Regions from separate parts of the Homo sapiens genome. Here region 1 is linked to region 2. A link is an interaction called in ENCODE POLR2A ChIA-PET data of the cell type or tissue named here. Cell type or tissue: CD4-positive, alpha-beta T cell. All regions are shown on one strand. Each heading gives the region's core, and the rest is flanking DNA. Links, peaks and the distances in the headings are about the cores only. Region 1 overlaps EZH2 (enhancer of zeste 2 polycomb repressive complex 2 subunit). Region 2 has its middle 45 kb from the start of GHET1.

Region 1 (17,184 bases), core at 4,419-12,418, 85 kb before region 2:
TTAAGTCTAAACAAGCGTCTTTTCCTAGAACATTTTCTCCTAAAGTATTAAAATCATCCTGTACCTTCAAATTATTAGCAGGACATTCTCTGTCAGGCTATGCAAAGCTTTACAGGCCACACTAACAATTTGTGCTTTATCTTAAGAACAATGAGAAGCCACTTTTAGTGTTTTAAGTAAAAGGGTGTGCGGTGAGGGAGTGAAAGAATAACTGCAACCAGGTTAGATGATGCTGCAGCACAGCATCCCGACAAGGGGTGACAGAGGCTTCTACACCACACTGGCGATGACAGGGAAAAGTACGTGAATTCAAGAGTTGCTTAGGCCAAAATTCCACCAAATGATGATTTAAATATGGAAAGTGAAGAAGAAGGTGACTTTCTGGCTTGAGCAAATAAATGAGTAGGGCAGGCTTCATCTATTTGTTTACATAAAAACTTCATGCACAGAGAAAACTGCCTAAGAAGAAGATTTAGAGTAAGAGTCCTGAGGCCAATGGGTAACTTTCTACAGAAATACTCAACCACCAACAGATGACAGAGAAGGCAGATGGCTGTTTACTCAGAGCTGTAACAAAGGGGCGAAGAAATTCATTTTCTCAAGCATGTAATAAATATTATGACCCAAGCAGTGTATACGAACTTGAATAAAATGAATATACAAATATTATTAAATCCTTGCCCCTATGGAGCTGATAGTCTACCTAAGACAAAGGGAAAAATATAGTATGAGATAGACAGACATACTTCAGTATCCCTGGGGAACTGGTTCCAGGACACCCCTCGGATACCAAAATCCACAGATGCTCAAAAGTCCGTGATATAAAGTGGTGTAATATTTGCATATCACCTATGCATAGCCTCCCATATACTTTTTTTTTTTACCTGGCTTCCTGGGATATAAGAGACTCCCATATACTTTAAATCACCTCTAGATTACTTATAATCCCTAATACAATGTAAATGCCATGTAAATAGTTGTTATACTGTATTGTTTAGAAAATAATGACAAGCAAAACAGTACAGACATGTTCAGTACAGATGCAACCATCTTTTTTTTTCTGAATATTTTTTATCTGCAGCTGGTTAAATCCATGAATTCAGGATCCATGGATTTGGAACTCACGGATATGGAAGGCTGACTGTTTATACAAAAGCACTTTGGGAGAAAGAAAAGAATATTAGGAACTGCAGAAGGATGGCAGGAAAGGTAACAAGGAACTCAATCTTAAAAGCTGAGCTGGATTTCAAAAGGCAAAGAAAGAACCTAAAGAAATCTTAGGTCTGAGCAAGAGAAAGCTGGACAGGGGGCAACTAAAGTCTGGCTGGCAGACATTTAATAAGAATGGACCTGGAGAATGAAAGTCACAAATTAAAAGGACTAAGGACCTGAAGGGAACGAAGAGATAAGAATGGGCAGGAATTTGAGTGTATTTGACATAAAGAAGGCTGATGAAATCACCAAGATAGAACTATTCCAAGTGAAAAGTTTCCAAGTGTGGCCTTGCCTGCGAGTTGCTAAAGTGGAATAAAGCTGACAGTCACTCGGATTAAGCAGGCTAAACTCAAGATGACCCCAGCTTTGAGGTAAAGCAGAAAATGGTGTTAGGAAGGCAGTGAGGTAGGACCAAAGGACATCAAAGATGAGAAGAAACTGGAGCATTATTATTTTTTAAATAATTTCATGACAATAGTTTTCTTCCTATCTGCTAGTTAGTTAACAGATGAACTCAACTAATTCTATGCAAATTACTTAAGACCACTTAGTGCTTCCAAGGCCTAGGAACTAGAAAGAAAAGGAATCAGATAAAAAGGAATGATCTGTAGCCTCATTCGCTCATAGGCTAATCACCTCTAGTCCATCTGCTGCCTAGACAAATTTCTCCTTGGAGGTAGCACCCCTGTGCAATAAGGCCTAGGGTAGTAACGTGTTTAGTTTTCACTGATGTATAATGTGGGTGTTATTACAATTTCTTTTTTTTTGAGATGGAGTCTCACTCTGTCCCCCAAGCTGGAGTGCGGTGGTGCAATCTCCGCTCACTGCAAGCTCTGCCTCCCGGGTTCACGCCATTCTCCTGCCTCAGCCTCCCAAGTAGGTGGGACTACCGGTGCCCGCCACCACGCCAGGCTAATTTTTTGTATTTTTAGTAGAGACAGGGTTTCACCGTGTTAGCCAGGATGGTCTCAATCTCCTGACCTTGTGATCCACCCGCCTCAGCCTCCCAAAGTGCTGGGATTACAGGTGTGAGCCACTGCGCCTGGCTTACAATTTATTTTTTAAGATACATATTTTATGTCTTGATGAAGACATTAGTTAGCATTTTATGTTTTAGTACTAGAACTGTCCTTGTCTAATATTCTGGAAGACTTTCCATGCTGTTTCTACCATTAATAACATACCTAATAAAGTATATCATGAAAATCTACAGCATCCAGGTAGTTCTTTGAAAGTGTAAGACTAAATAGGTAGACCTGTGAAAGAATATTAAAATTTAAAGTACCAATTAAAAGGATGTTTTACACAAAACAAACTCCCACCATCATAGCATTTATAACATATTAAAATCACATTTTCATGTATTTCACTCTATTCCCACTGTAAGTGCTTCAACAGCAAGAACCACTTTTACTCATTTGTAAAATCCCAGAGCCTGTGTGTGCCTGATAATTGTACAGTAGTCCCCACTTATCTCCCAAGACCGCCCCCCGCCAACCCCACAGCGGATGCCTAAAGCTGCAGATAGTACTAAACTCTAAATATACCATGTTTTTTCCTATACGTACATACCCATGAAGTTTAATTTATAAATAAGGCACAGTAAGAGACTGACAGCAATAACTAATGGTAAAATGAACAATTATAACAATATATTGTTACAAAAGTTACGTAGCTAGAGTCTTCTCTCTCTCAAAATATCGTAACATTTTCAGACTGCAGTTTGAATGAGTAACTAAAACCTTAGAAGGTGAAATTGTAGATTGGGGGTGGGGCGGCTATAGACTTAAAAACAAGCAAACAAACAGGTCTATTAACCCACATGAATAACGAGTAGCTTGTATCTTATCAGCATATCATTTGTAAAGCTTAGCTATAGGTATGAAAAGGAAGGGTGGCCTATCCATGCTTGAGCCAAAAAATGAGGTAAAGTGCACCCTATTATCAAGAAACCCCCCGCAAAAGGAGATAAATCGCAGGGTCAGTTAGGACCCTGTGGTTCAGTTGTCCCTACTACCAGTTAGAGATCTTCAGCCTAAAACTCAGTTTCCGGAATTTCTTTTTTAAAAGGAAGCTGATATTGCCTTAAAGACCTTATCCATAAAACCTACCTCAAAGTCTGGCAACAAAAACGAAATATACATGCAAACACACTTGGTTCTGTGCCTGGCATATAGTGAGCCTTTAGATGTTAGCTCCCCTGACCTCCTTCCCCCACAACAAACGACTGGCTCAAATCAGGCCTCTGACTCCATTTTCAGTGATCTTTTCACAACACCACAGCCAAGTAAGCATAGTATTAAAACACAGATTCAAGGCCACGTACAGTGGTTCAAGCCTGTAAACCCAGCATTTTGGGAGGCCAAGGTTGGAGGATTGAGCCCAGGAGTTCAAGACCAGCCTAGGCAATATAGTGAGACTCCCATCTCAAATCAATAAATAAGCAAGCAAGCAAGCCAGGTGTAGTGGCGCACACCTGTGGTCCCAACTACTCAGGAAGCTGAGGTGGGAGGATCTCTTGAGCCTGTGAGGTGGAGACTGCAGTGAACTGTCTTCACACCACTGCACTCCAGCCTAGGTGACAGAGCGAGACCCTGTCTCAAAAAAAGTAAAATAATAAAATACAGCTCTAAATATTCATATATTGGCAGAAGCCTTTATTTAAACGACTTCTACTGAATGGACACTGTGTAAATACATATGGTTTTTAAATTTTTCAAAGATTTGTTTAGTTTCATAGGTGAAATCCCACTAGTATGAACTTTATCCAGAATACAAAAGCAGCTTTTCCTGTTCAAAACAGATTATACCTCTATTCATTAAAACAAAAGTCTACCTGTATACAGTGAAACCAAAACAACAATGGCTCTTTAATACAAAAGCCAAACCAGAATATGGCAGGAGCCCATCAAAGCTTTAGCAGAATGTAGTGACACCTCACAGATTTACATTTACATAGGTTAACTAAAATTAAGGGCAATTACAGTGTTCACAATCTATTTTGTGAATCAAACCAAACTCAGAAATACCCTGAACACCATGCCTTACCATCTTACTTTATCCCACTAGAGTAGATGCTATGTTGTTTTTGCCACCCAGGGTCAATTCACCCTTCTCTTGGGAACTTCACACCAACTCTTCTCTGAGAACTACCAAGTACACTGGAGGAAGCTGACTCAAGCTGCTTGTGACCCTGGCCTGACCAAGGTACATCTCCCTAGACATAGTGACCAGTACAGGGTTAGATACACGGCCACAATCAGTGCAGTCACAGTGAAAATCTCAGGTTTCCTGCAATGCTAGGACAAGAATGCTCACTCTTCTCCCCTTAGGTCTAAACCTGGAAAAATGTTTGCCCAAGGACTTGTTGGAAGCCATCTTGGAGAAGAGCCTCAAAGAACAGAGTCAACAACTACAAAAAACAAAAGTCAAAGCCAAGAAAGAACTGTAGTCTCATGACCTAAGCCCTAAGTCAGGCAGACCTTCCCAAATTTCGGAACTATTCAGTTATATGAGCCAAGAAATTCCCATCTTTTTTTTCTTAATACAGAGGGTATCTCAGATACGTATTTATTACTGAGACCATATATACAGTTGTTCCTCCATATCCACGGAGGATTAGTTCCAGGACCCCCAACAGATACCAAAATCCACGAAGACTCAAGTCCCTGATATAAAATGGTACACTATTACATAACGTATACACATTCTCCCATATACTTTAAACCAGCAGTCTCCAACTTTTTTGCACCAGGGACTGGTTTTGTGGAAGACAGTTTTTCCACAAAGAGGGGAGAGGGTACATGGTTTCAGGATGAAACTGTTCCACCTCAGATCATCAGGCATTAGTTAGATTCTCATAAGGATGGCCAGGCATGGTGGCTCATATCCCAGCACTTTGGGAGGCCAAGGCAGGCAGATCACTTGAGGTCAGGAATTCGAGACCAGTCTGGCCAACATGGTAAAACCCTGTTTCTACTAAAAATACAAAAATTAGCTGGGTGTGGAGGCAGGTGCCTGTAATCCCAGCTACTCAGGAAGCTGAGGCAGGAGAATCACTTGAACCTGGGAGGCAGAGGTTGAGGTGAGCCAGGATCATGCCACTGCACTCCAGCCTAGGCAACACAGTGAGACGAGACTCCGTCTCCAAAAAAAAAAGATTCTTTTAAGGAGTGTGCAACCTAGATCCCTCACGTGTGCAGCTTACAATAGGGTTCACGCTTCCGTGAGAATCTAATGCTGCTGCCAATCTGACAGGAGGCGGAGCTCACCTCCTGCTGTACAGCCCAGTTCCTAACGGGCCACAGACGGGTACCAGTCCACGGCCTGGGGACTAGGGACCCCTGCTTTAAAACCATCTCTAGATTACTAAATACCTAATACAATGTAAATATTACATAAATAGTTGTTAAACTATTATGTTTAGGGAATAATGGCAAGAAAAAAGTATGTACATGTTCAGTACACACACTTTTGTTTCTTTTCAAGTATTTTTACCCACAGTTGGCTGAATCTACAAATGTAGAATCCCATTTACAGAGGGCCAACTGTATAGGAACATCTGAATTAATGGAAGATGGGCTCTCATAGCCTACTTCATTATCACCAACAGCATCGTCAGAAAAAGTAGAGCTTCCTCCATCCTCTCAGGTTTACAGAGGCCCCAGGACATGGCCAAGACACACCTTCCTACCTACCTCTCAGGTGGCCAGGCCACACAAGTCCAAGGAATCAGCACTGTTCTCTACCAGATACGCCCCTACTCCACTTGTGAGAGGTATTTACCTAAATCAGACATTCCTGTCCCTCTTTACCCAGCTGCCAATAACTGAATAATTTGAAAAAAGTCCCATAGGTATTGTCAGAGCCCTTATTGCTTCTTTAAAAATTCTACCGGGAGGCGCGGTGGCTCACGCCAATAATCCCAGCACTTTGGGAGGCCAAGATGGGCAGATCATGAGGTCAGGAGATCGAGACTAACACAGTGAAACCCCGTCTCTACTAAAAATACAAAAAATTAGCCAGGCGTGGTGGCGGGCACCTGTAGTCCCAGCTACTCGGGATGCTGAGGCAGGAGAATGGCGTGAACCCGGGAGGCAGAGCTTGCAGTGAGCCGAGATCGTGCCACTGCATTCCAGCCTGGGCGACACAGTGAGACTCCGTCTCAAAAAAAAAAAAAAAAAATTCTACCTCAAGGATTTGCTAAATCAAGGGAATGACCACCTATTTGGTCTGGCCAAATAAATGTTTCTGTTTCTATTTCTCTAAAGAAAACAATAAACTACATGTACTATTTATCCTTCTCAACTAAATTAATAGCAGCAACTTTGACTCTTAACTGAATACCAGGCTATGTAAGGTCAAATCCAAACCCAACAAGATGTAAGTAATATGATTACAATATTCTCAATGTCCTTCCTTTTAAAAATGTTTACTTCACAGCAAGACTGCCAAAAAATTGCCAATTTTGATAACTCTCCAGTCTTCAATAGTGCCTGTTTGTATGTTTAAATGCTTTGAAGGCAGCTGTTAGTATCATTTGGCAATTTCATTTATTTTTAATGTTACAATCCATTGTTTCAATATACTGAAATTTAAATCAATGGTAAATGAGATTTTGTAGGTAAGGATAAGAAAAACAATATAAAGAGAACTTAGACATATAGATGTTAAATTATTGGTAAGTGATAAAAATTAATTACTTAAGAGAAACAGATCCTATGCCTGAGGGGGAATATAGAAAACCTGTCCCTGTAAAAAGGAAGACCATGAGAGAGGAATCCAGGAGAAGCAGGCACGCAGTGCCATGCACTGGGCACTAGAATCAGGATTCAAAACAGACAAGATCAGAGATGGCAAGGAGAGTTCATCTCATACAACCACTTTGAGGGTTGTGTCCATAAGGATTATTGGCCTTAGGCCAGGCCATGTTCTAGCTCAGCAGAGAGAGTGCTGTCATGATTAATAATGCCTGTTACACACATGGGGCAAAGAATTGGGGTAGCAGCACTCTCTATTTCACACCAAATTCCAAGTAATAAACTAAACTAATAAGAGAAGAGTTAGTTGTATTAATTCTAAGTCCTATACACAGCATTAAACAAAAAGCAAGAGTTTGGACTCCAAAGCTCATTCCCTGGGTTCAGATCCAAGTTCTCCCACTTAGCAGCTGGGTGTGAAGTTGGCCAAGTTACTGCACATCTTTGTGCCTCACTCTCCTCATGAAAAAAGGCTAATTCAAGAGCCTCCACCTCAGAGTCATTGTGAGAAGTAAATTTATTTACGGTGCATAGACAGTGCCTGACAGATGGTAAGCACTATATCAGCATTAAAAAAGTAGTGGCTATCAGGTGGGCGCTGTGGCTCCCGCCTGTAATCCCAGCACTTTGGGAGACCGAGGCAGGTGGATCATGAGGTCAAGAGTTCAAGACCAGCCTGCCCAACATGGTGAAACCCCGTCTCTACTAAAAATACAAAAATTATCCGGGCGTGGTGATGCACGCCTGTAATCCCAGCTACTCAGGAGGCTGAGGCAGGAGAATCGCTTGAACCTAGGAGGCGGAGGTTGCAGTGAGCTGAGAACACGTCACTGCACTCCAGCCTAGGCGACAGAGCAAGACTCCATCTCAAAAAAAAAAAAAAAAAAAAAAAAGTAGTGACTATCAACTACATAAATGGCAGATGAGTAATATCAGGAATTACAACATTTATATTAAAAAGTTAACAACTCAATATAAAGACTTTTTTTAAATGGTAAACTGTATGCAAATAAAAACAAAACAGGATGTCAGGGGATCTCAGGATAGAATGCAAACTATACAGCAAGTCTAACAGTATTATAATTTTATGAGATAATCTCATGGAAGGAGCAGGAGGTCGGGGGGAGCTAATCTACAGAACTTTGGACAATCTACTCTGTACTCTAGCTGGTAAATTTGTTTCTCATAAGGGTACCAGTCTGTAATTCTGAAAATACTCTACATGTACACTAGGGTTAAACAAATAAGTAAATAAAATGTAGATAATGTGTGCCAAGTTTCTCAATGTCACAGAAAGAAGTTACAAATAAGCAAGAGGTGGTGATGAATTAGTCAGATATATCAATATGAACTCACGTGTATTTTAAAATATATGCGGATAGATACAGAAACGTAGGTATGTATGCACATGCAGGTTAGCTGAAATACCTGCATTTCCAGGGTCTGTCCAACAGAGGGCCTGGAAGCAGTGACACCCCAGGAGCAATAAAATAAGCATACCCTGCACCCAAGACTTTTGTTTCTAAATACCACCTTCCAATAAATACAAGGAAGCAGGGTCTGCAGAAACAGCTGATTCTAGGGTTGGGACAGGGAAACTACAAGGCAAGCCAGTAGAAGAAGGGAAATGCTCCAAAGATGAAAGGAGACGGATAGGTCCGAGACTGGAAGCAAACAGAAGAAACTCTCAGTGGCCAAAGCTGGAATAATTTGAGCAGCAGAGTAAATCATAACAGTATTATAACAGAATAAAATAATTATTCATGAGTCTATGATATAAATAAGTGATTAAATAAACAACTGGAGGAGAAGGAACAACTCTCCTGACAAGAATTCCAACTGATACATGAGTGTATGTCCCCATTCTGGGAGGGAGAATTCAATTTCCTTCCCCCTGAGCGTGAGCTAGATTCAATGATTCACTTCCAAAGAAGAGTCTGGAAAGGGAAACAGTAATGTTTCTGTGAAAAAAAACCATAACCATTAACATGAGCAATGGTAAGTACTGCTGTCATTATGTACTCCCCGATGTGATGAAATGAGATGGGGATTTCACCTCTGTGGTATCCTTCCCCCAGACCTCAACCCATAACTTCAGCCTAATCATAAGAAAACATCCGATAAGCCGAAATCAAAGGACATTCTTACAAAACATCTGACCAATACACTTTAAAACGATTAAGAGGTCATGAAAAATAAGGAAATGCTGAGAACAACCACAGATCAGAAAAACTTAGGAGACATGATAACTAAATGAACTGTGGTATCTTGGATTGGATCCTGAAACCAACCAACCAACCAACCAAAGAAAGACATTAGTGGAATAACTGGCAAAATCCAAATAAAGTCTTGAGTTTAGTTAATGACAACATACTGATACTGATTTCTTAGTTTTAACAAATATACCATGGCTATATAAATCCAAAAGTATTCCAAAATAGGCCAGGTGCAGTGGCTCATGCTTGTTAATCCCAGCACTTTGGGAGGCTGAGGCAGGCGGATCACGTAAGTCAGGAGTTCAAGAGCAGCCTGGCCAATATGGTGAAACCCAGTCTCTACTAAAAATACAAAAATTAGCTGGGCATGATGGCGAGCACCTGTAATCCCAGCTACTTGGGAGGCTAAGGCAGGAGAATTGCTTGAACCCAGGAGGTGGAGGCTGCAGTGAGCAGAGATCGCACCTCTGCATTCCAGCCTGGGCGACAGAGCGAGACTCCGTCCCAAATAAATAAATAAATAAATAAATAATTAAAAATAAAATTACTCCAAAATAAAGTTATTTGTTAAAGCAAATTAGGTTACATAACAACCCAATGTAAAGGCATTCATTTTTAAAAATAACATTCACTTTTAGAAGTGATAACAGAAACAAATTTTAAAATCTAAAAATGTTACATAAAATGTTAAATAGGAGAAACAAAAAATATGAATAGATGATTAGAATTATTTAAAAACATAGGATTAAAAAAAAAAACAGGTAGTGGCCAGGCGCAGTGGCTCACGCCTATAATCCCAGCACTTTGGGAGGCCAAGGCAGGCAGATCACGAGGTCAGGAGATCGAGACCATTCTTGCTAACAAGGTGAAACCCCATCTCTACTAAAAATACAAAAAATTAGCCAGGCGTGGTGGCGGGCACCTGTAGTCCCAGCTACTCGGGAGGCTGAGGCAGGAGAATGGCGTGAACCCGGGAGGCAGAGCTTGCAATGAGCCTAGATAGCGCCACTGCACTCCAGCCTGGGTGACAGAGCAAGACTCTGTCTCAAAAAAAAAACAGGTAGTAATTAAGAGAGCTTGTACTATTATTATTATTTTTATTATTATTTTGAGGCAGGGCTCACTCTGTTCCCCAGGCTGGAGTTCCGTGGCCCGACCGTAGCTCACTGCAGCCTGGAACATCTGGGCCCAAATGATAATCCCAGCTTGGCCTCCCATACTTTTATAAATCTTAACTTCAAAGGAATTTGAGGAAAAAAACTCCCAAATATAATTCTACTTTTTCAATTTTTTTGGAAGGGACAAGGTCTCACTCTGTCGTCCAGGCTGGAGTGCAGTGATGCAATCCCAACTCACTGAAGCCTCAAATTCCTGGGCTCAGGCAATCTTTCTGCCTCAGCCTCTCGAGTAGCTGGGGACTACAGGTGTACTCCACCACACCCAGCTAATTTTTTTTAATTTATTTTTTGTAGAGAAAGTGTCTCACTATAGTGTCCAGGCTGGTAATTCCACTGTTTTAAAACAGAAACTGTTACACAAACAATTTAAAAGGAAAAAAAAAGATCTCCATAGCAGCCTATATGATGACATGTCTACTTGAAGAGATAATGCACTTTTAGGCTTCTACAGAATCTGAATCAAGGGAAGTAACTGTGCCACTGACTGAACTTGTACTGATCAAACAACAAATCAAAAGGATTCTATACAATTCAGGGCCAGTTTAGTTGTGTTTAAAATGAAGAGAAAAACTGGTCTTTACCCACAGTGAGAGCACACAACTCAGAAAAGAGTATTTGAGTTTGCAGTTGAATAAAGAAAAGAAGGGTTAATATGCATTCATTAAGTCAACAAATATTTATTGAGCATCTAATACAAGCCAGAGACTACAATAGAAACTGAAGACTTAGCAATTAACAATTAAAAATCTGTGCCCTTATACAGCTTAAAATCTAGTTGGACAGAAACAGTTAAAAACAAAGTGTCAGGTGCAGTAGCTCATGCCTGTGATCCCAGCACTTTGGGAGGCTGAAGCAGGTGGATGACCTGAGGCCAGGAGTTCAAGACCAGCCTGGCCAAGACGGTGAAACCCCGTCTCTACTAAAAATACAAAAATTAGCCAGGAGTGGTGGCACACACCTGTAGTCCCGGCTACTAAGGAGGCTGAGGCATGAGAATCACTTGAGCCCAGGAAGCAGGGATTTCAGTGAGCCAAGATGTGCCACTGCACCAGCCTGGGCAACAGAGCAAGACTCTGTCTCAAAAACAACAACAACAACAACAACAACAACAACAAAGTAAAATGTTTACATGTAAGATGATGTTGAGTGCTATGGGAGAAAAAACAATACAGGTAAGTGAGTTAAGGCAAGGGTGGCAAACAAAGGAATGTGAGCTGAAGTACTCAGAGCCCCAGCTGTGTGGCAAAGCCCATGGGACACAGAGATCCCACCAACCAACGGCAGTTCACCAACAGCAAACCCAGGAGCAAACTATGTAAGAGCATGTTTTCTGGTAAAGATTCCAGAAATAATTAGATTAAATATCCACTTAATGCAGGCTCAGTATATCCGCAACGCCTCAGTGATCAACACAGCTTTACAGAATTTTGATCAGGCATTAAAACTAGCATTCAAGAGTTGCTTGCTGGCCCCGTTCTGGTTAACTAGTAGGTCTCATTATCCTGAACAAAGACTAAAAGTTAACACCATTTTATAAAACATATTTATGCAAATAGCCATTCTCTGTTAGTATTATCAAGCCAAATTTAAAAAAACTGATTATAAAGCTGATCCTGAGGCTATGCCATTCTATAAGCTCTAACATTGACTATTTGGTTTTAACAAAATCTCATCCTTAAATATGTACAGCTAATTTGATGGTCTATATTTAATTTGTAAATCTGCTCTGGTTTTATCATAAGGAACTTATATGAAATCATATTCATAAAATTAAAGTTGAATTAACCCTGGGATTCCAATCAACACTCAAGTTTGAAAAACACCACATGAGAAAAAAAATGGAGAACTGAAGTAATTCAAGAATAAAGTGATAAGGGCCCTGACTGGGTTGACAGCAGTGGGCATAGAAGAAAAAAAAAAAAAGATTTTTAATTTTAGAATTAAAAACTAAGTCTAAAATTAAAAATCGAGATGCAATCATATGAGAAGGAAGAACAGGTCAAAAGACAACTGAGCCCTAAATCAGCCACTGCTACAACAGAGAATACAGAACTTCATTGAGGTTAATTATTCACATAGTAATTAGCTAGCATAGAAAAATAAAAACGGTAATTCAAAGTAAGTAAGAACACCATTAACACCATTCTTCAGCATTTTGGTCTCATGACCTGTTTAGTTTATATGTGTTATAGCTATTAACATTTAACATAATAGAAATGAAAAACTAAAGAGTTTTTTACAATTTACTTTTATTTTATTTTATTTTTTTGAGACAAGGTCTCACTCTGGCCCTGGCTGAAGTGCACTGGCGCAATCACGGCTCACTACAGCCTCGCCCTCCTGGGCTTAGGTGATCCTCTCATCTCAACTTCCCAGGTAGCTGGGACCACATGTGCACACTACCATGTCTGGCTATTGTTTTCTATTTTTAGCAGAGACAGGGTTTCGCCATGTTGCCCAGGCTGGTCTTGAATTCCTGGGCTCAAACAATCACCTCACCTTGGCCTCCCAAAGTGCTGGGATTACAGGTGTGAGCCACTACACCTGGCCTGTTTTTTATTTTTATTAAAAACTGTTATAGCAAGCCCTCAGTATCCATGGGGGTCTAGGGGGTATTGGTTCCAGGAACTTCATGGATACCAAAATCCACAGATGCTCATCTCTTATATAAAATGGCACAGTATTTGCATATAACCTATGCACATTCTCCTTTATACTTTAAATCATCTGGCTCTAGATTACTTATGATCATCTAATACAATGTAAAATGTTATATAAATCCTTGTTATACTGTATTATTTGTATCTTTTTTTTTTTTTTTGGAGACAGAGTCTCACTCTGTCACCCAGGCTGGAGTGCAGTGGCGCAATCTTGGCTCACTGCAACCTCCGCCTCCAGGGTTCAAGCGATTCTCCTGTCTCAGCCTCCTGAGTAGCTGGGATTACAGGCACACACTACCATGCCCAGCTAATTTTTGTATTTTTAGTAGAGACAGGGTTTCACCATGTTGGCCAGGCTGGTCTCGAACTCCTGACCTCAGGTGATCCACCCGGATTGGCCTCCCAAAGTGCTGGGATTACAGGCATGAGCCACAGCGCCCGCCCTGTTCTATTATTTTATTGGCTTTTTTCCACAAGTATTTTTGATCTGCAGTTGTTGAATGCACAGAAGCTGAACCTGAAAATATGGAGGGCCAACTGTACCTAATATAAATAACACATTTTTAAAAAGAAACTTATTTTCCTTTAAAAAAAATTAGTGAGTGAGGGCAAGCGTGGTTGCTCATGCCTATAATCCTAGCACTTTGCGGGGCTGAGGCAGGAGGACCACTTGAGCCCAGGAGTTTCAGACCAGCCTGAGCAACATAGCCTTCTTTTATTTAAAAAAAAAAAAAAAAAATTAATTAGTAAGTGGTGCTTTACATTTTTGCCAATTTCTTTAATATCTGTCTAATAGGAAACGGATTCTCGTAACTGTTTCTGCATTCAATCTGTTCCAATATGTTGTTTTGGTTCAAGTATATGAAGAAAATCCAGTCTCAAACATACTTAGCTTAGAAAAGGGAGAGTGTTTGAATAGCCTTCTGAGGTCATTGTGGATCTCGTGCTTTGATATTACACCAAAACAGTTCTATTAAAAAGTGGCTAGTTCAGTTCACAACTCAATCTCACAGGTGCTTTTCCTCAAAATAACCACCATACTTCAGTTAGCAGTGGTAATTTCTTTCTTACAAGATTAGATGCAACATGGAATCCGAAATTGTATCAGTGAACTTTTCCTACTCTGCCACATTAACATTCATTAGTCTATTCACTTTAAATGAATCTTTAACTCAGGCACAATGTTATAAATCATCATTCCTCATCTAAAAAGTACTGGTCCACTGAGTTACGCAGATTTTCCAGAAGTTGGCATATTTCAAAAAATCATGTTGTTAAACCCATTAATCTCATCAGAAAGTCTTTAAGTACTGGGAAGCTGTCATGCTCACAGTAACAGACAAAAGTTTTCCAAAAATTTTAATTTTTGCTTGAAAGCCCAAATGTTCTCTCTGCCAACAAATATGGTCAGTTGTTTTCCTTGAAGTGACAGTCTCACTTCATTGATTTAAAAAAAGTCTGCCAAATACCTAAGTCTGAATAATCATGGTTTGTCAGACCCTCTTTTAAGTAAAAATGAAATTTCCATGAAAAAAGTGGCTAGTGGAGCTCACAACTTAATCACGTAAGTGCTTTTGCTCAAAACCCAACATACCTCAATATGCAGCAGAAGCACTTTACACACATTCCCATCTTGTTGCACAGAATGTTACAACTGCATGCACGCAAGGATCAAGATTTAATAAAATTAATCATTTTTAGTACTTCATCAAGGACATTCTCAAACAAAACTGGCTTTTTTAACTGCAAGTGCTAAGGTGCCAACAGTGTTTATTCATTGCTTTTGCACCGTGGGTACAAATGTCCAACATGGTTTTTTTGTTTGTTTTTGTTTTGTTTTGTTTTTTTAAAAAAAAGCAAGGAACAACTCAGTATTATTATGAAAATAGTTTCTGGGAGGTTGAGACACAAGAATCACTTGAACCTGGGAGGCAGAGGTTGCAGTGGGCCAAGATGTCGCCACTGCACTCCAGCCTGGATGACAGAGTGAGACCCTGTCTCAAAAAAAAAAAAAAAAGAAAGAAAGAAAGAAAAAATAGTTTTGATCCCATAATCCCAGGCCACACTTTGAGAACTGCTCCCCTTAAATATATCCAGACATCATACGAATCCGAAGTCATAATACCCTGCCTTTTCTTGACTCACAGAGAACCTAGAACAGACAATATATTCAAATTATATATTTCTAAAATTTATAATGAAACATAGAAATCACCACTCTTGCAACTAGAAAAAGGCAAACAAGAGTATATGTGAAGAATATTTAATGAAGGGTACTTTATTATACCTGTCAAACTACAGAATTTAAATGAAATAATCTGTCATATGTCAGTGCCAAATTAAGAGACTAATATCTACTAAAATTCGTTTAAACAAATTGCCTCTGTTTTCACTTATCTTCTCCTTCACCACTGTAAGATATCATCAGTAGTTACAGTCACCCTTCTGATCCTCCTGCAACCCTAAGACAACGCCATCCTACCAACCATCTCCCTAAATACTCACACCTCACCCTACCACCATAAAAGATAAAATAAAAATCTTGACCCAGGGACCTTTTTGCTTCCTTAAATGACTCTATTGTTTTTTCAAAAAAAGAAAAAAGAATGACAAAAACACACAAGCTCATTACTGTGAGGGACTCAAATAGTCCACTCAACTGACCTGCAAAGTGCTAGAAGAAACTTCTGTTGAAGGACTTGGGGAAAGGCAGGAACAAAGAGGTATTATCAAGCAGTCAATAATAATTTACTGAGCATTCCAAAAGTGTTAAATCCTGTGAGAGATCTATCGAAATGTGGAAAATACAACAGGTTTTAGTGCCTTCACTACAGTGGATTACATGTACATGAAAGTACAGATGAGAAAGCATAATGAACAGCATTCGCCTTCAAGAAGTCTCATGATAGGGGAAAATAACAGAAAAAAGTAAAGAACATATTTGTAGTCCTGGTTTCTGTAGTGCTAAAAAGTTCAAAGGCAAAGGAAAGTTATACTAATTTAGCAATCTTAGCTGAATGATAGAAAACATTAACTTGACCGTTGCAGCAAAAGTGAGTAGATTCTGCAGTGATATATTTTCCACAACAGTAAGATCACTTTCCTCCTTCCAGCAAGACAGTAAACTATTGATTTCAAACTGAAGTCCATAGACCAGCATTCTGGTGTTTATCTGAGAGTACTGCTTAGAAAAGAAATGGCCATATAAATTTCAACCAACTGAAGAACTGAACTATTTTAAGTGTTTTAAAGAATTTGCTTGAACAACAGATAAAACAGACTCACTAACTGAATTGACATCTAAAGGTTAAAGTTTTCAGCTGGGGGCCATGGCTCACACCTGTAATCCCAGCACTTTGGGAGGCTAAGGCAGGCAGATTGCCTGAGTCCAGGAGTTTGAGACCAGCCTGGACAATATGGTGAAACCCTGTCTCTACTAAAAATACAAATTAGCCAGGCGTGATGGCATGTGCCTATAGTCCAAGATACTCTGGAGGCTGAGGTGGGAGAACCAATCACCTGAGCCCAGGAGGCCAAGGCTGCAGTGAGCCAAGATTGTGCCACTGCACTCCAGCCTGGGCAATCACAGTGAGACTGTCTCAAAAAAAAAAAAAAAAGGAAAAAAAGAAAAAAAAAGTTTAAGTTTTTCTTGAAAACTATACTAAATCGATTTTATAAGTTAAATCTTCTCATTTCATCGAGTATATACTCAGTTTACAGAAACACTGTTGGAGGAAAAACGGAAAAAAATAGGTATCAGAGGCTGGGGCCAAGTGGCTCACGCCTGTAATCCTAGCACTTTGGGAGGCCAAGGCGGGCGAATCACCTGAGGTCAGGAGTTGGAGATCAGCCTGGCCAACACGGTAAAACCCCATCTCTACTAAAAATACAAAAATTAGCCGGGTATGGTGGCAGGTGCCTGTGATCTCAGCTATTTGGGAGTCTGAGGCAGGAGAATCGCTTGAACCTAGGAGGCAGAGGATGCGTTAAGCTGAGATCGCGCCACTGCTCTTCAGCCTGGGTGACAGAGCGAGACTTGTCTCAAAAAAAAAAAAAAAAAAGTACCAGAAACTAAAGCTATGATACAAAATTCATTATAATTCAAAGATGAGACATGAGATACCTGTTATTTCAACACTTCACTGAATAAAAGCAA
Region 2 (17,184 bases), core at 3,710-11,709:
CACGCCTGTAATCCCAGCACTTTGGGAGGCCGAGGCAGGTGGATCACCTGAGGTTGGGAGTTCGAGACCAGCCTGGCCAACATAGTGAAACCCAATCTCTACTAAAAATACAAAAACGTAGCTGGGCATGGTGGCAGATGCCTGTAGTCCCAGCTACTCAGGAGGCTGAGGCAGGAGAATCACTTGAACCCTAGAGGCAGAGGTTGCAGTGAACCAAGGTCATGCCACTGCACTCCAGCCTGTGCAACAAAAGCGAAACTGTCTCAAAAAAAAAAAGAAAAATGGTCATTCCCAAAAACCTCACTAAGGTGAGGCACTAGTCAAGAACCCTCTATTCATGCTCATAGTCTTTCTGAGAAGTCCTTGGCAAGATGTTACGATAACCTGAAGAGTATGCTGAGACCTGGTGATTTCACTTCCAAAAATACTAAGGAAATAACCCAGTTGAGAGTCATGAACTCAGATGTACATGTTGGCATTATGTAAAACAGTGAAAACTGGAAGTCACTGGCGTGTTCACCAGTGGGGGTATGACTGAGTAAAAGGCAGGCAGGCCACAGCAAGGAAAACGATGCCCATGAAGAGATTTTAAACGTACGGGGAAGTGCTTTAACTTAGATAGGGTCTCACACAGGCTGGCCTTGACCTCCTAAACTCAAGCAACCCTCCCACCACAGCCTCTCAGAGTGCTGGGATTACAGGTGTGAGCCACCATTATAGGCATGAGCCACCACGCGTGCCCACTTTAACTTTATGTATTTATTTTTTTTGAGATGGAGTCTTGCTCTGACACCCAGGTTGGAGTGCAATGGCACAATCTCGGCTTACTGTAACCTCTGCCTCCTGGGTTCAAGCAATTCTCCTGCCTCAGCCTCCCAAATAGCTGGGACTACAGGTGCCCGCCACCACGCCCAGCTAATTTTTGTATTTTTAATAGAGACAGGGTTTCACCATGTTGGCCAGGCTGGTCTGGAACTCCTGACCTCAAGTGATCCACTCAGCTCGGCCTCCCAAAGTGCTGGATTACAGGCGTGAGCCACTGTGCCTGGCCTTTAACGTTTGTTTTTGTTTTTGTTTTTTGTTTTTGAGATGGAGTTTCGCTCTTGTTGCCCAGGCTGGAGTGCAATGGCATGATCTCATCTCACTGCAACCTCCACCTCCTGGGTTCAAGCGATTCTCCTGCCTCAGCCTCCCGAGTAGCTGGGATTACAGGCGTGCTGATTTTTGTATTTTTAGTAGAGATGGGGTTTCACCATGTTGACCAGGCTGGTCTCAAACTCCTGACCTCAGGTGATCCACCCGCCTCAGCCTCCCAAAGTGCTGGGATTACAGGCGTGAGCCACCACACCCAGCTAACTTATATATATTTCAAGCAAATGTAACAAAGTAAGAAAATTTTATTAAGTGTGACTGCAACTAAAGAAAAATGCAAAGACAATGAACTGGAAGAAAATAACTACTCTGAGTAATGAGCGTATCAAGTAATTTTTATTTTCCTCTTGCTATTTTTCTGCATGTTCAAATTTTATCGATAATCATATATTGCTCTTCTAATCAGAAACAGCAATTGCACCTTTTTCAGAATGCCTGTGTACCCTGGCATGTGGGCCCTGGGATGCCCAGCAACAGAAGGGCAGACAATAAACACTGAGCCAACACTGAGCCTGAGGCCCTCCAGGCCTACAAGGGCCAACCTTCGGCACCACTTGGCTCTTATTACCTACTTGAATTTTCCACATCGGATTTAAATTGCAGCCACCATGCATTGGTGTGAAAGATGGCGCCAGAGGCAGAACAGCCACAGCAGGGCCGAAACAGGCTGCCTTCTTCCCAGCGCCACTATGTGTACACACCTGAGTTGTCTCATTCCTACATGTGACCCACCTGGCCAATACAATACAGTTATTCCTCTGTATCTTCAAGGGATTGGTTCCAGGACCCTCTCAGACACCAAAACCCATGGATGTTCAAGTCCTTTATATAAATTGGTGTAATATTTGCATATAACCTATGCACATCTTCCTGTATACATTAAATCATCTCTAGATTACTTATAATACCTAATACAATGTAAATATTGTAAACATTTGGAAAATATTTTTTCCAAATATTTTTGATGGGCATTTGGTTGAATCCACGGATGGACAACCCACGAATGGCCCAGAACAGCGGCTCATGCCTGTAATCTCAGCACTTTGGGAGGCTGAGGCAGGAGGATCCCTTGAGCCCAGGAATTTGAGACCAGCCTGGGCAACACAGGGAAACTCATGTCTCTTTAAAAAAAAAAAAAATTAGGCTGGGCACAGTGGCTCACACCTGTAATCCCAGCACTTTGGGAGGCCGAGGCGGGCGGATCACGAGGTCAGGAGATCAAGACCATCCTGGCTAACACGGTGAAACCCCGTCTCTACTAAAAATACAAAAACTTAGCCAGGCGCGGTGGCGTGCACCTGTAGTCCCAACTACTTGGGAGGCTGAGGCAGGAGAATGGCATGAACCTGGGAGGCGGAGCTTGCAGTGAGCCGAGATGGTGCCACTGCACTCCAGCCTGGGCAACAGAGCAAGACTCCGTCTCTAAATAAATAAATAAATAAGCAAGCTGGGCATGGTGGCATGTGCCTGTAGTCCCAGCTTCTCAGGAGGCTGAGGTGGGAGGATTGCTGCAGCCCAGGAGGTCAAGGCTGCAGTAAGCCATGATCACACCACTGCACTCCAGCCTGGGGGGACAGAGCAAGACTCTGTCTCAAAATAATAATAAAAAAGAATCCATGAATGCAGAACCCACGAATACGGAAACAGAGGGCTGACTGTAGGTCTTTCTCTACCTGTGTGAACAAAGCTGGTTATATTCAACTAAATAGCCAAAAGAAAAAGAAGGTATTACTTATAGCATAAATGCTTTGGATAACAGGAGTTGAAAAGAGGACACAAATGTAGTGTTGGTCAGTTTTAAAACTAAAACTCAGGCCAGGCGCTGCAGCTCACGACTGTAATCCCAGCACTTTGGAAGGACGAGGTGGGCGAATCACGAAGTCAGGAGTTCGAGACCAGCCTGGCCAACATGGTGAAACATCATCTCTACTAAAAATACGAAAAAATTAGCTGGCCGTAGTGGCGGGCACCTGTAATCCCAGCTACTCGAGAGTCTGAGGCAGGACAATCACTTGAACCTGGGAGGCAGAAGTTGCAGTGAGCCAAGATCCCGCCAGTGCACTGCAGCCTGGGCAACACAGCCAGACTCCTTCTCAAACAAACAAACAAACAAACAAAACAACTAAAACTCAGAAAAATAAAATTCAATGGTCATTACTTAATAAGTTCAAATGTGCTGGGCACGGTGGCTCATGCCTGTGATCCCAGCACTTTCAGAGGCTGAGCTGGGTGGATCACCTGAGGTCAGGGGTTCGAGACCAGCCTGGCCAACATGGTGAAACCCCGTTTCTACTAAAAATACAAAAATTAGCCAGGTGAGCCCAGTGGCTCATGCCTGTAATCCCAGCACTTTGGGAGGCCAAGGCAGGTGGATCACGAGGTCAGGAGATCAAGACCATCCTGGTTAACAGAGTGAAACCCCGTTTCTACTAAAAATACAAAAATTAGTCAGGTGGGCACAGTGGCTCACGCCTGTAATCCCAGCACTTTGGGAGGCTGAGACAGGTGGATCACGAGGTCAGAAGATCAAGACCATCCTGGCTAACAGGGTGAAACCTTGTCTCTACTAAAAATACAAAATATTAGCCGGGCATTGTGGCGGGTGCCTGTAGTCCCAGCTACTCAGGAGGCTGAGGCAAAAGAATGGTGTGAACCCGGGAGTCGGAACTTGCAGTGAGCCAAGATTGTGCCACTGTACTCCAACCTGGGCGACAGAGCAAGACACTGTCTCAGGAAAAAAAAAAAAATTAGCCAGCCATGTTGGCACATGCCTGCAATCCCAGCTACTTGGGAGGCTGAGGTAGGAGAATTGCTTGAACCTGGGAGGCAGAGGTTGCAGTGGGCTGAGATTACGCCACTGCACTCCAAGCTAGGCGACAGAGCGAGACTCCATCTCAAAAAGTTAATTAATTAATTAATTAATTAAAATAAATAAATTCAAATGAACCTTAGTGAGCATAGGTACTATATCCCAGGCATTAGATTAGGTACCTTTGACCCCTACAATAATATCTCTGAGGTAGAGAAAGATGCATGGGCCAAGCACTAGCGTGCAAGCACATCAGCGTTTAGCCTTTTAAGCTGAGAGGGAAACTGCTCTGCTCTTTACAGCTGTGGTCCTAGAGGAAGATATTTCTTTTGCTTTTTTATTTTTTATTTTTGAGACAGCGTTCTTGCTCTGTCACCCAGGCTGGCATGCAGTGGTGCAATCATGACTGACACAGCCTCGACCTCCCGGCTCAGGCATCCTCCCACCTCAGCCTCCCAAGTAGCTGAAGCCATAGGCACACACAGACATGCACCAACACGTTCAGCTAATATTGTTTATTATTTTTTTAGAGATGGGGGTATCTCCCTATGTTGCCCAGGCTGGTCTCCAACTCCTAGCCGCAAGTGATTCTCCCACCTTGGTCTCCCAAAGTGCTGGAATGATAGGTGTGAGCCACCATGCCCATAATAGGCATAAACTGGGAAGATATTTACGTTATCTGATTTAACTACCTGATAGAGCTGTTTTGAGGATGAAATGATATAATACTAGTGAAGATCCATGGAGGTACATCCCAATAAAACAGTAAAGAGGCAGGGCACGGTAGCCCATGCCTGTAATCCCGGCACTTTTGGGAGGCGGAGGCGGACAGATCCCTTGAACTCAGGAGTTCGAGACCAGCCTGGGCCACAAAACTCCCCTCCCCTCACATAACCCCTTAACCTTTTTAATCAGTACTTGTTCTTTTTTTTTTTTTTTTTTTCTTTGAGACAAAGTCTCGCTCTGTCGCCCAGGCTGGAGTTCAGTGGCGCCATCTCGGCTCACTGCAAGCTCCCCCTCCCGGGTTCACACCATTCTCCTGCCTCAGCCTCCCAAGTAGCTGGGACTACAGGCGTCCGCCACCACGCCTGGCTAATTTTTTTGTATTTTTAGTAGAGATGGGGTTTCACCGTGTTAGCCAGGATGGTCTCGATCTCCTGACCTCGTGATCCGCCCGCCTCGGCCTCCCAAAGTGCTGGGATTACAGGCTTGAGGCACCGCGCCCGGCCTTTAATCAGTACTTGTTTTAATATTTCATGTAGTTTCCTTTAGGCCTGTAGGGAAGGGAAAATGCTTTTCCTCTACACTCTCATGTTCAATAACTAGGGGCTTGCAAATTAAGCTGCAAAAGACAGGTACCTTTGACAAAAGGAAAAAAGCAGTTTATGTGTGTAATACACATACACACAGGAGTGCTCAGTGATGAGCAACTCAAAGGGGTGGTTCGCATTTGGGGCTTATATACCTAACTTAGTTGAGGAAAAAGAGGGGAGAGAAAGGCTATTATGGGGGAAAAAATGGGTTTCCTGAGGAAAGACAAATAGGAGTTTTCAGGAGAAGAAACAGGAGATAAGAAAGTTTGTGAGACTGTCTAGACAGGTATGGGTGGTCTCCTTCAGGGCCATAAAACTTCCCTGATGAATGCATTTATGAGTAGACCTAACCCAAAAGGGGAATTTATAGCAGCCTCCTTTCTCAGAAGTCACTGCTTTTAGTCAGATAAGGGAAGCTCTGAGAAAGTTTCTTTCTATATGTTCATTCTCAATTACCTTCAGCTCAAAATAATCCTGATGACAAAGTGTCACATTTTGGCATGGCATATTCTGATCTCCCTTAGGTTAAATAACTATTACAAAGGGAGATTAAAAGCTGATGCATTCTATCAATTCTAAAGAAAAAGATACCAGTAATATAATATAATGAAATAATGTAAAAAGTATAATTTATACAATCTAGAATGATGACTATTATGTAATTGCCACCTTAATCATAAGACAAAAATCCCAAAAGTATAAGTGTCACTAAAGCAATTATCCACCTTTAAAAGACAGCATTTGACAACATTCCTAATATCTTTCTTAATCTACTGCTTTTCCTAGATTAAATGTATTTTTTAAATCACTGTCAGCTCTCTTAATCTTTAGAAATTTTTAAGCTTTTAGTACCATCGTTTTCTCTAGGACAATTTTTAAACATTTTAATATCTTAAATTTGAGGTTTTCTTCATTTTCCTGAAATTATCAAATCAACCCCGAAATCCCCAATATCCAAACTTTTTCTCACTAATCACTATAGGTTATGAGGAAATCACCTTGGGCCTTTTTCTGAACAATTTCCTAGGTTTGTCTTTACAGGAAGAAAGAAGAGTAAGTTCTAGGAAAACCCTAAGAAATATTTTGAATAAAATGCTTTATTTTGCCTAAGTGCAGAAAATCTATACAAGTTTCCCCAAAAGGAAGTTTTTAATAAACCAAAAAAGGCAAAAATATCCTTAGAAATAATTCAGATGAGGCTGATATTCCAAAGGGCTTAATTATGGAATCTATTTCATATTTTAGTTTCAGAGCGTAATTCATATGACATATAAAACACAAGGTTCGGCCTACGTCCTCAGACGAAATCTTCTCCCTGAAGGAATATAAATTCATATTTTTGCTAGCATTTTTAAGGTGCAAAATACTTAAGTGTGGGTAATCTCCTCTGTCCTTAGCCCTTTCGTTATAAACATTTAAAACTTCTAAAGGTCACCAATGGCTTGCACTTTCCCAATCAATTACTGAAAAGAAATGTGCCAGGCTCACGGTGGATTGAGAAAATATGAGTAATTCATGGGCGATTTAAACTGCCGAAGAACTCCCAGAATAGGATTTTTAGCACACACGGGTGTTACTGGGTGGTATCTACAAGTATTGGGGGAAAAGAGGGTAGACTTATGGGGGTCACGTGTTGGACTCCTGTTGACTCACTCTCAATCTCTGATCAGTAGAGACCTGGGTGTAGACGATCGGGATTTCTGGGCAAAGGGGCTCCTGATGATGAAACAAAGCCGACAGGTGGTACCTGCAAATCCCCGGAGAGGGACAGGCCGGCCGGCGCCCTCTCCCTCCCCAGAGCCCAGCATCTGAGCCCTCGGCGTCCGCAAAGTCCAGACGCTGCCACTCAGCCCTGAAACTGACACGAAACGGACAAGACAAGCTGCCGCGCTTCAGCCACAGGCACGCGAGTGACGGGATTTCCTGGATCATTGACCCGCGGCCCAGCCCTGGTCCGGCAGGTCGCGGGCTCTCAGCTCCGGCGAAGCTGTCCACCCAGACTAAAGCGCAATTGCCCGGAGCCCGCGTGGCTGCGAACCACGCGCCGGGTTTACTTTCATATTTAGCTAGGCGCTACCCACAATGCATTTGTAAAAGTGAAATGCAGAAAAACCTTGGTTGATTAACATAATTCTTACAAACTCTCTTAAGAGAGAGCATTTGGTTTTGTTTTCATTGTGTTTAATCAAAAAGTTTTACACATTTTATTTTTACGATCATGGCATAGGCTCTGAAAAGTCTCCTTACCTAGAAAAGACCCTAAGTAGGCACTATAAATAACAAGAGACTCACAGGATAACACAGTTGGTCCGAGTGTTGTGGGTTATTGTTAAGTTGATTTAACATTGTCTCCCCCCACAACCGCGCTTGACTAGCTTGCTGTTTTGCACTAATAACAGTAGTAGACAACGTTTACATAAATCAATAAAAACGCATATAAAAGTAACCTTTAGTTGACGGTTTGAACGAAAGAGTAGCTTTTAGTTGATTTGAAAAACTTTCAAGGAAGCCTATTGGTTATAAGCTTCTTTTAGTAAGATTAACTTCCCAGCAGCGTTGAAGTATTAACCTTCAAAATGCCTGAGAAGAAAATTTACACGAAAGGAATAATTTTGTTTTAATTACCTTTGAATGTATTAAATATTGTATTCGGTTTTTAATAAACCTTATAATCAAGGTTACTTTTCTATATATGTGAAAATATATATATATATATACACGCATACATACACATATACACACACATACATATATGTATGTATACTTTCCCCCCCACCACCCCGAGACAGAGTCTTGCTTTGTCGCCAGGCTGGAGTGCAATGGCGCGGTTTCGGCTCACTGAAACCTCCACCTCCTGGTGGCTCACGCCTGTAATCCCAGTACTTTGGGAGGGCGAGGTGGGAGTGGGAGGGGATCGCTTGAGTTCAGGAGTTTGAGACCAGCTTGGGCAGCATGGCGAAACCCCTGTCTCAAAAATGAAAAATAAAAAAGTTATAAACAGTTTGTTGCTATAAATTCAATAATTGTGTAGGTGTGAGTGAGCAGATAATGTACATTTTTTGCATAAGTTTGTTCGTTTGTTTCACATATAAAATATATAGGTTTTACAATCTGAAAGCTATAAGAAAAAAAAATTTAAGAATATATAGGTTCACAGATTCGGATCAATATCCAATTTATAACCAGCTAAGAATGGAGGTGTTCATCGGTTTCACCTCCCTGGCAAGGCTTCCTCGCTGGCATTCATCCAGCCTTTCCGTCTGCAGTTGTCAGCCAGCAGTTGCTTAGAGTTGACACTCAGATTCAATCAAAAAAGTCCAACACACTGGCTTTCTTCATTAGCAAATAAACTTGGCTGCACTATTGAAAAATATGCACCCTCTATTGTAAATTTGCTCCAAAAAAATGCCCTTGAAAAAATTGGCAAAAGGGCCCTATCATTACTAAATCTCGACAGAAGAAAAGGGCATCATTTGTTAATAAGGGCCTGAGGAGCATTCACAAGCTGCTGAGAGCTTGCTGAAAACGGGCACTTTGTGTCTGTCAGCCTTCTTAAACTATTAATACCTGAGTCCTGAATGTAAAAGCCTTGACATACAAAGCCCCCAAATTCTAGAATGGCTGGTAGTCTACAAAGTTAGAATACCAGAATCTCTTTTTTTTTTTTTTTTTTTTGAGACGGAGTCTCGCTCTGTCGCCCAGGCCGGACTGCGGACTGCAGTGGCGCAATCTCGGCTCACTGCAAGCTCCGCTTCCCGGGTTCACGCCATTCTCCTGCCTCAGCCTCCCGAGTAGCTGGGACTACAGGCGCCCACCACCGCACCCGGCTAATTTTTTGTATTTTTAGTAGAGACGGGGTTTCACCTTGTTAGCCAGGATGGTCTCGATCTCCTGACCTCATGATCCACCCGCCTCGGCCTCCCAAAGTGCTGGGATTACAGGCGTGAGCCACCGCGCCCGGCCCAGAATCTTGTTCAATGTGCTAAATGTGATAGGCACTTCAATATCCACTTCAGGTGACAAATAATTAGAAATGAGGTCCACCGTGAAGGAAATGGACCAGAACTTAGCTTTTGTATATATAATTTCAACCTATGACTCAAACCCAAGAGTGACAATGAGTAAGATCAGGTTTTAGAGTGAAATAATTTTTTATGAAAAAATATATATCACTGAGTGCGGTGGCTCATACCTGTAATCCCAGCACTTTGGGATGCTGAGGTGGGCGGATCACTTGAGGTCAGAAGTTTGAGACCAGCCTGGCCAACGTGGTAAAACCCTGGTATCTACTAAAAATACAAAAATTCGGCCGGGTGCGGTGGCTCAAGCCTGTAATCCCAGCACTTTGGAAGGCCAAGGTGGGCGGATCATGAGGTCAGGAGTTCTAGACCAGCCCGGCCAACATAGCGAAACCCCGTCTCTACTAAAAATACAAAAATTACCCGGGAGTGGTGACAGTCACCTGCAATCCCAGCTACTTGGGAGGCTGAGGCAGGAGAATTGCTTGAACCTGGGAGGCGCAGGTTGCAGTGAGCCAAGATTGTGCCACTGCACTCCAACCTGGGCGACAGAATAAGACTCCATCTCAAAAATATATAATATATCATATATTATGTATATATTATGTATATAATATATCATATATTATGTATATATTATGTATATAATATAACATATATTATGTATATATTATGTATATAATATAACATATATTATGTATATATTATGTATATAATATAACATATATTATGTATATATTATGTATATAATATAACATATATTATGTATATATTATGTATATAATATAACATATATTATGTATATATTATGTATATAATATAACATATATTATGTATATATTATGTATATAATATAACATATATTATGTATATATTATGTATATAATATAACATATATTATGTATATATTATGTATATAATATAACATATATTATGTATATATTATGTAAATATAACATATATTATGTATATATTATGTATATAATATAACATATATTATGTATATATTATGTATATAACATATATTATGTATATATTATGTATATAATATAACATATATTATGTATATATTATGTATATAATATAACATATATTATGTATATATTATGTATATAACATATATTATGTATATATTATGTATATAATATAACATATATTATGTATATATTATGTATATAATATAACATATATTATGTATATATTATGTATATAATATAACATATATTATGTATATATTATGTATATAATATAACATATATTATGTATATATTATGTATATAATATAACATATATTATGTATATATTATGTATATAATATAACATATATTATGTATATATTATGTATATAATATAACATATATTATGTATATATTATGTATATAATATAACATATATTATGTATATATTATGTATATAATATAACATATATTATGTATATATTATGTATATAATATAACATATATTATGTATATATTATGTATATAATATAACATATATTATGTATATAACATAACATATACTATGTATATAACATATGTATATAACATATATTATGTATATAGTATAATATAGATATTATGTATAATGTATATAATAGATATTATGTATAATGTATATGATAGATATGTATAATGTATATGATAGATATTATGTATAATGTATATGATAGATATTATGTATAATGTATACGATAGATATTATGTATAATGTATATGATAGATATGTATAATGTATGATAGATTATATAATGTATATGATAGATTATATATAATGTATATGATAGATATTATATATAATGTATATGATAGATATTATATATAATGTATATGATAGATATTATATAGTGTATATGATATGATATATTACATATAGTGTATATGATATGATATATATTATATATTGTGTATATGATATGATATATATTATATAGTATATATGATATGGTATATTATATATTGTGTATATGATATGATATATATTATATATTGTGTATATAATATAAGGAAAAAAGTAGCATCCTTACAGAACATGAAAAACGTAAAAACAACCATAGAGAGAGAGAGAGAGAGAAAGATATCTTGTTGAAATGAATGCTATCATCCCTTGCATTTCAGGGAACTCTGCAAGGATCCTGCCTCCTGGCACTAATTTTTTTGTGCCCTTGTGTAATTCCCTCTTCCTGAGTGTAATCTGAACTTACTGACTCATTTCTAAGGAATAGAATAAGACAAAAGTAAAGTGCCTCTCTCCTTTGCCGGGGAAAGCCAGCTGTCACGTACTGAACAGCCCTACAGAGGCAAAGAGCTATATATGCAGCCAACAGCCAGGGAGGCCCTGAGCACTGTGAGAGGGCTTGCGGCCAATCTCTCCCCAACTGAGCCTTGAGATGACCACAACCGTGGACCACACCTTCATTTCAAGCCTGTGGGAGACCCTGAGCCTGAGCACCCAGCTAACTGTGGCCAGATTCCTGACCCACAGCTAGTGTGAGGAAATCAATGTTAGTTGTTAAGTGTTGGGTTTGTTTGTTATGCAGCCATCAATAACTAATACATGCACTTTACCAAGAAGTGCTGCCATTGCTGAAGCATATTTGGAACCCTTCTGTTTTGAAAGTCTCCTTCAAAGTTGAAGTGTGACCCATGCAAGAAAATGGGTCGTGTTATTTTACATCACTTCATTTTTGCCAAGACAGTGCTTCCCATTGCGTTATCATATTCAACGTCCTTGACTTTGATGGACTCTGGACCGTTTTAAAAAGCAAATCTATCTTCAAAAGAGGAAAATTTGCTGCCCCAGAGATACCAAAAAGAATATTCCACGGCTTCTGAAGACAAACTCATTTGGTTTTATTTATTATTTTATTTTATTTACCTTTGAGTTGCAATCTCACTCTGTCACCCAGCCTGGAGTGCAGTGGCATGCACTCATGGCTCACTGCAGCCTCGAACCCCTGGGCTCAAATGATCCTCCCACCTCAGCCTTCCAAGTCACTGGGACTACAGGCACGTGCCACCATGCCTGGATAATTTTTAAAAAATATTTTCGAGGCCAGGCACGGTGGCTCAAGCCTGTAAACCCCAGCACTTTGGAAAGAGGCCGAGGAGGGCACATCACGAGGTCAGGAGTTTGAGACCAGCCTGGCCAATATGGTGAAACCTCATCTCTATTAAAAATACAAAAATTAGCAGGGCGTGGTGGTGCGCATCTGTAGTCCCAGCTACTCGAGAGGCTGAGGCAGAAGAATCACTTGAACCTGGGAGGCGGAGGTTGCCATGAGCCGAGATCGTGCCACTGCACTCCAGCCTGGGCAACAGAGCGAGACCTTGTCTCAAAAAACAAACAAAAATTTTTCGTATCCATCTCTGAAGTATCTGGGGAAAAAAAGAAAATAAAAATATTTTTGTGGCTGGGCACAGTGGCTTACGCCTGTAATCCCAACATGTTGGGAGGCCAAGGTGGGCGGATCATGAGGTCAGGAGTTCGAGACCAGCCTGGACAATATGTGAAACCCCTCCTCTACTAAAAATACAAAAATTAGCTTGACGTGGTGGCGCGCACTTGTAATCCCAGCTACTCAGGAGACTGAGGCAGGAGAATTGCTCGAACCGAGGAGGTGGAGGTGGCAGTGAGTTGAGATCACACCATTGCACTCCACCCTGGGTGACAGAGTGAGACTCCGTCTCAAAAAAATATGTATATATATTGGGATCTCAAAATTCTGGCCTCAATTGATCCTCCTGCCTTGGGCTCCAAGTTTTTATTTTGCTTTGTTTTGAGACAGGGTCTCATTTTGTCACCCAGGCTGGAGTGCAGTGATGCGATCTCGGCTCACTGCAGCCTCGAACTTCTGGGTTCAAGTGATCCTCCCACCTCAACCTTCAGAGTAGTTGGGACTACAGCGCAGGCCGCCTGGTTAGCTTTGTATCCCAAGATTTTGAATACATTTTGATCAATGGCTGTATCCTTGGAGTAATTTTTCCAAGCGATTATTTTGAAATGGATAATAGAGTATTTACTTTGGATATTGAATGCACCAATTCCTCAATGAATGAGTTGTGCTGTGTTTATTTATTTAGTATCTAACAAAAATATAACACTTCCTACTGATGATAACTCTATGTGGTAGGTGCCATTATGCCTGTTTTACAGCTGAGGAAACTGAGGTAGAGGAGTGGCCCACGGGCACACAGCAAGTACGTGGCACAGTAGGAATCTAATCCAGGCAGTCTGGCTTCTGGGACTTTGCACTTTACTACAAAACTAACTTGCTTCTGTGTTTGTTCACTTTGTTTTCTAGTTATATATCTCATACAATAATAAGTTCTAGACAAAAACAGTTCCTTAATATTCATTGTAATAAAATTTCACCTCTATTCAGATAATATTTCAAATAGATGGGTTAGGAAAGTGTGTGAAACATGAAATTGATATTGTTTGTTCATACATTCTCCTGTAAGAGAAGGTAAAATTAATCAGAGCAACCATCTTTGGCCAGATCTAGGAAAGGCACAAGCTCGAAGGAGCAAATTAAGAATTTGCTGTTCATGTAAAGCCTGACTTTTTTTTTTTTTTTTTTTTTTTTTTTTTTAGTTAGTAATATATCAGACTTCGACTAGAACTTTCCACTCCTTCAGCTAACCCCTGCTGCTGCTATGCCCAAGGGCAATTCGATCAGAGCCCATGCCAGATTTGAAGGCTGGCCCTTATGGAAGCCACTGCCTTTGTTACCCTGCCAGAGACCTCAAGAGAACTACTGAGTTACTTTAGAGGGTTCCTTGACTGCTAAACCTCGTTTGACTTTCTTCTGCTGCTTGTAAGGGTGTCCAGCTGAGTCTATCCCTTCTGGCTCTAACCAATAGACAGATCCTTGCTGTTCCACAGTTTCATGGGACTGGACCCCCTCCCTTGGGTCTGCTCTCTGTTCTGGAAACCACGAAAGAGTCTTGTTTATTCCTTTTTTGTGTGTTGCCATTTAGCATATCCTTTGCTGTTTCCTAATAATTTGCAAATGTGTCTTATATCCCCAAATAGATAATAACTTCTTTAGTAGTGGGTATGCAATTGTATTCGTTTCATTAGCCTCAATGCCTTCTACATAGGAGTTGCTTGTTTTAAAAACAAGAACCCAGGCTGGGGTGGTGGCTCACCCCTGTAATCCTAGCACTTTGGGAGGCGGAGGTGAGAGGATCACTTGAGGTCAGGAGTTCAAGACCAGCCTGGCCAACATGATGAAACCCTGTCTTTACTAAAAATACAAAAATTAGCTGGGTATGGTGGCAGGCAACTGTAGTCCCAGCTACTAGGGAGGCTAAGGCAGGAGAATTGCTTGCACCCAGGAGACGGAGGTTACAGTGAACCGAGATTGCACCACTGCACTCCAGCCTGGGTGACAGAGCTAGCTAGACTCCATCTCAAACAACAACAACAACAACAACAAAACATAAAAATTAAGCTGGGTGTGGTAGCTCACGCCTGTAATGCCAGCACTTTGGGAGGCCAAGGTGGGTGGACCACTTGAGGTCAGGAGTTCAAGACCAGCCTGACCAACATGGTGAAACCCCGTCTCTACTAAAAATACAAAAAATTAGCCGGGTGTGGTGGTGCACATCTGTAATCCCAGCTACTCGGGAGGCTGAGGCAGGAGCATCGCTTGAAATCAGGAGGCGGAGGTTGCAGTGAGCCGAGATCATGCTGAGAGGTGACAGCATGCTGGCAGTCCTCAGAGCCCTCGCTCGCTCTCGGCACCTCCCTTGCCTGGGCTCCCACTTTGGTGGCATTTGATGAGCCCTTCAGCCCCCCACTGCACTGTGGGAGCCCCTTTCTGGGCTGGCCAAGGCCAGAGCCCACTCCCTCAGCTTGCAGGGAGGTGTGGAGGGAGAGGCACGAGCGGGAACCGGGGCTGCGTGCGGCGCTTGCGGGCCAGCTGGAGTTCCGGGTGGGCGTGGGCTTGGTGGGCCCCGCACTCGGAGCAGCCAGCCAGCCCTGCTGGCCCCAGGCAATGGGGGACTTAGCACCCGGGCCAGTGACTGCGGAGGGTGTACTGAGTCCCCCAGCAGTGCCGGCCCACCGGCGCTGTGCTCGATTTCTCGCTGGGCCTTAGCTGCCTTCCCGCAGGGCAGGGCTCGGGACCTGCAGCCCGCCATGCCTGAGCCTCCCACCCACTCCATGGGCTCCTGTGCGGCCCCAGCCTCCCCAACGAGCACCACCCCCTGCTCCACGGCACCCAGTCCCATCGACCACCCAAGGGCTGAGGAATGCGAGCGCACGGCGCAGGACTGGCGGGCAGCTCCACCTGCAGCCCCGGTGCGGGATCCACTAGGTGAAGCCAGCTGGGCTCCTGAGTCTGGTGGGGACGTGGAGAGTCTTTATATCTAGCTCAGGGATTGTAAATACACCAATCAGCACCCTGTGTTTAGCTCAAGGTTTGTGAGTGCACCAATCGACACTCTGTATCTAGCTGCTCTGGTGAGGACATGGAGAACCTTTATGTCTAGCTCAGGGATTGTAAATACACCAATCGGCACTCTGTATCTAGCTCAAGGTTTGGAAACACACCAATCAGCACCCTGTGTTTAGCTCAAGGTTTGTAAATGCACCAATCGACACTCTGTATCTAGCTGCTCTGGTGGGGCCTTGGAGAACCTGTGTGTGGAAACTCTGTATCTAACTAATCTGATGGGGACGTGGAAAACCTTTGTATCTAGCTCAGGGATTGTAAATGCACCAATCAGCACCCTGACAAAACAGGCCACTCGGCTCTACCAATCAGCAGGATGTGGGTGGGGCCAGATAAGAGAATAAAAGCAGGCTGCCCAGCCAGCAGTGGCAACCTGCTCGGGTCCCCTTCCACGCTGTGGAAGCTTTGTTCTTTCACTCTTTGCAATAAATCTTGCTACTGCTCGCCCTTTGGGTCCACGCTGCTTTTATGAGCTGTAACACTCACCGCGAAGATCTGCAACTTCACTCCTGAGTCCAGCGAGACCACAAGCCAACCGGGAGAAATGAACAACTCCAGACACGCTGCCTTAAAAGCAGTAACATTCACCGTGAAGGTCTGCAGCTTCACTCCTGAGCCAGTGAGACCACGAACCCACCAGAAGGAAGAAACTCCAAACACATCTGAACATCAGAAGGGACTAACTCCAGAGGCGCCACCTTAAGAGCTGTAACACTCACCGCGAGGGTCCGCAGCTTCATTCTTGATGTCAGTGAGACCAAGAACCCACCAATTCCGGACACAATGCCAGTGCCCTCCACTCGGCAACAGAGCAAGAGTCTGTCTCAAGTCAAAACAAAACCATAAAAAATTAAAATAAAATAAAAAAATAAAAACAAGGACCCATGTTATCAACTATATGCAAGATCTAGGTTGACTTCAGGAATCATGTGAACACCAGAAGAGGCTCGATCTCTTTATCTCTGAGTTGCTGTATCCAACCTTCAAAAGATTCCAAACTACTAGGAATACTGATGAAACTCAGCAGGATTGAGGATTGGTAGTGACCTTGACCATTTTGATGAGTTTTCAAACTACTTACTGAACACTATGATTAAAAAATGGTTATTTGATTTTGTATCTATATATTTGTGTGTTACTTAATATAAATAATTGCACTCAGGGACTTGTTTGACTCAAATGCAGATGTTTTAAGCCCTAAGAATCTGAATTCAAAAAGGGTTCCAGGTATCCATGTCCTAACACTTGGGTTCTCATCCCCTTTCTATTCCTTTACATGGAAGCAAAACACCAGTCACTTTCACAAGAAGATTGTCAACAAATATTTACTGGCCGCCGCTATTGGCAAAGCGCACTAGCAAGGAAAACAAGAGAAACAGCCTCTGTCCTCAAGTAGCCTAGTAAATAATGCGATTTTCCTGCCACTGTGTT

What was found. ChIA-PET counts read pairs that join two places held together with the same protein. Peaks named below come from ENCODE experiments on the same cell type or tissue, not always from the same donor. Only the 100,000 strongest peaks of a DNase experiment are listed, where the experiment ranks them.
Region 1: POLR2A ChIA-PET joins it to region 2 with 11 read pairs; 8 of 35 experiments call an interaction of 5 or more read pairs at or near these places.

What each region holds. Positions count from the first base shown.
Region 1 is chr7:148,848,055-148,865,238 of GRCh38, forward strand. The region is part of intron 1 of EZH2 (enhancer of zeste 2 polycomb repressive complex 2 subunit); the gene reads right to left. Among named protein-coding and RNA genes, the nearest start is that of EZH2, 28 kb to the right of the region's middle. RefSeq lists a silencer at 16,043-16,337. In CD4-positive, alpha-beta T cell, for the core only: CTCF peaks have their summits at 8,424 and 8,626; DNase peaks (open chromatin) are centred at 8,427 and 9,007.
Region 2 is chr7:148,933,912-148,951,095 of GRCh38, forward strand. It overlaps RNY5. Among named protein-coding and RNA genes, the nearest start is that of GHET1, 45 kb to the right of the region's middle. In CD4-positive, alpha-beta T cell, for the core only: a CTCF peak has its summit at 8,200; DNase peaks (open chromatin) are centred at 7,320, 7,610, 8,100 and 8,520; H3K4me3 peaks cover 2,461 bases; H3K27ac peaks cover 1,312 bases.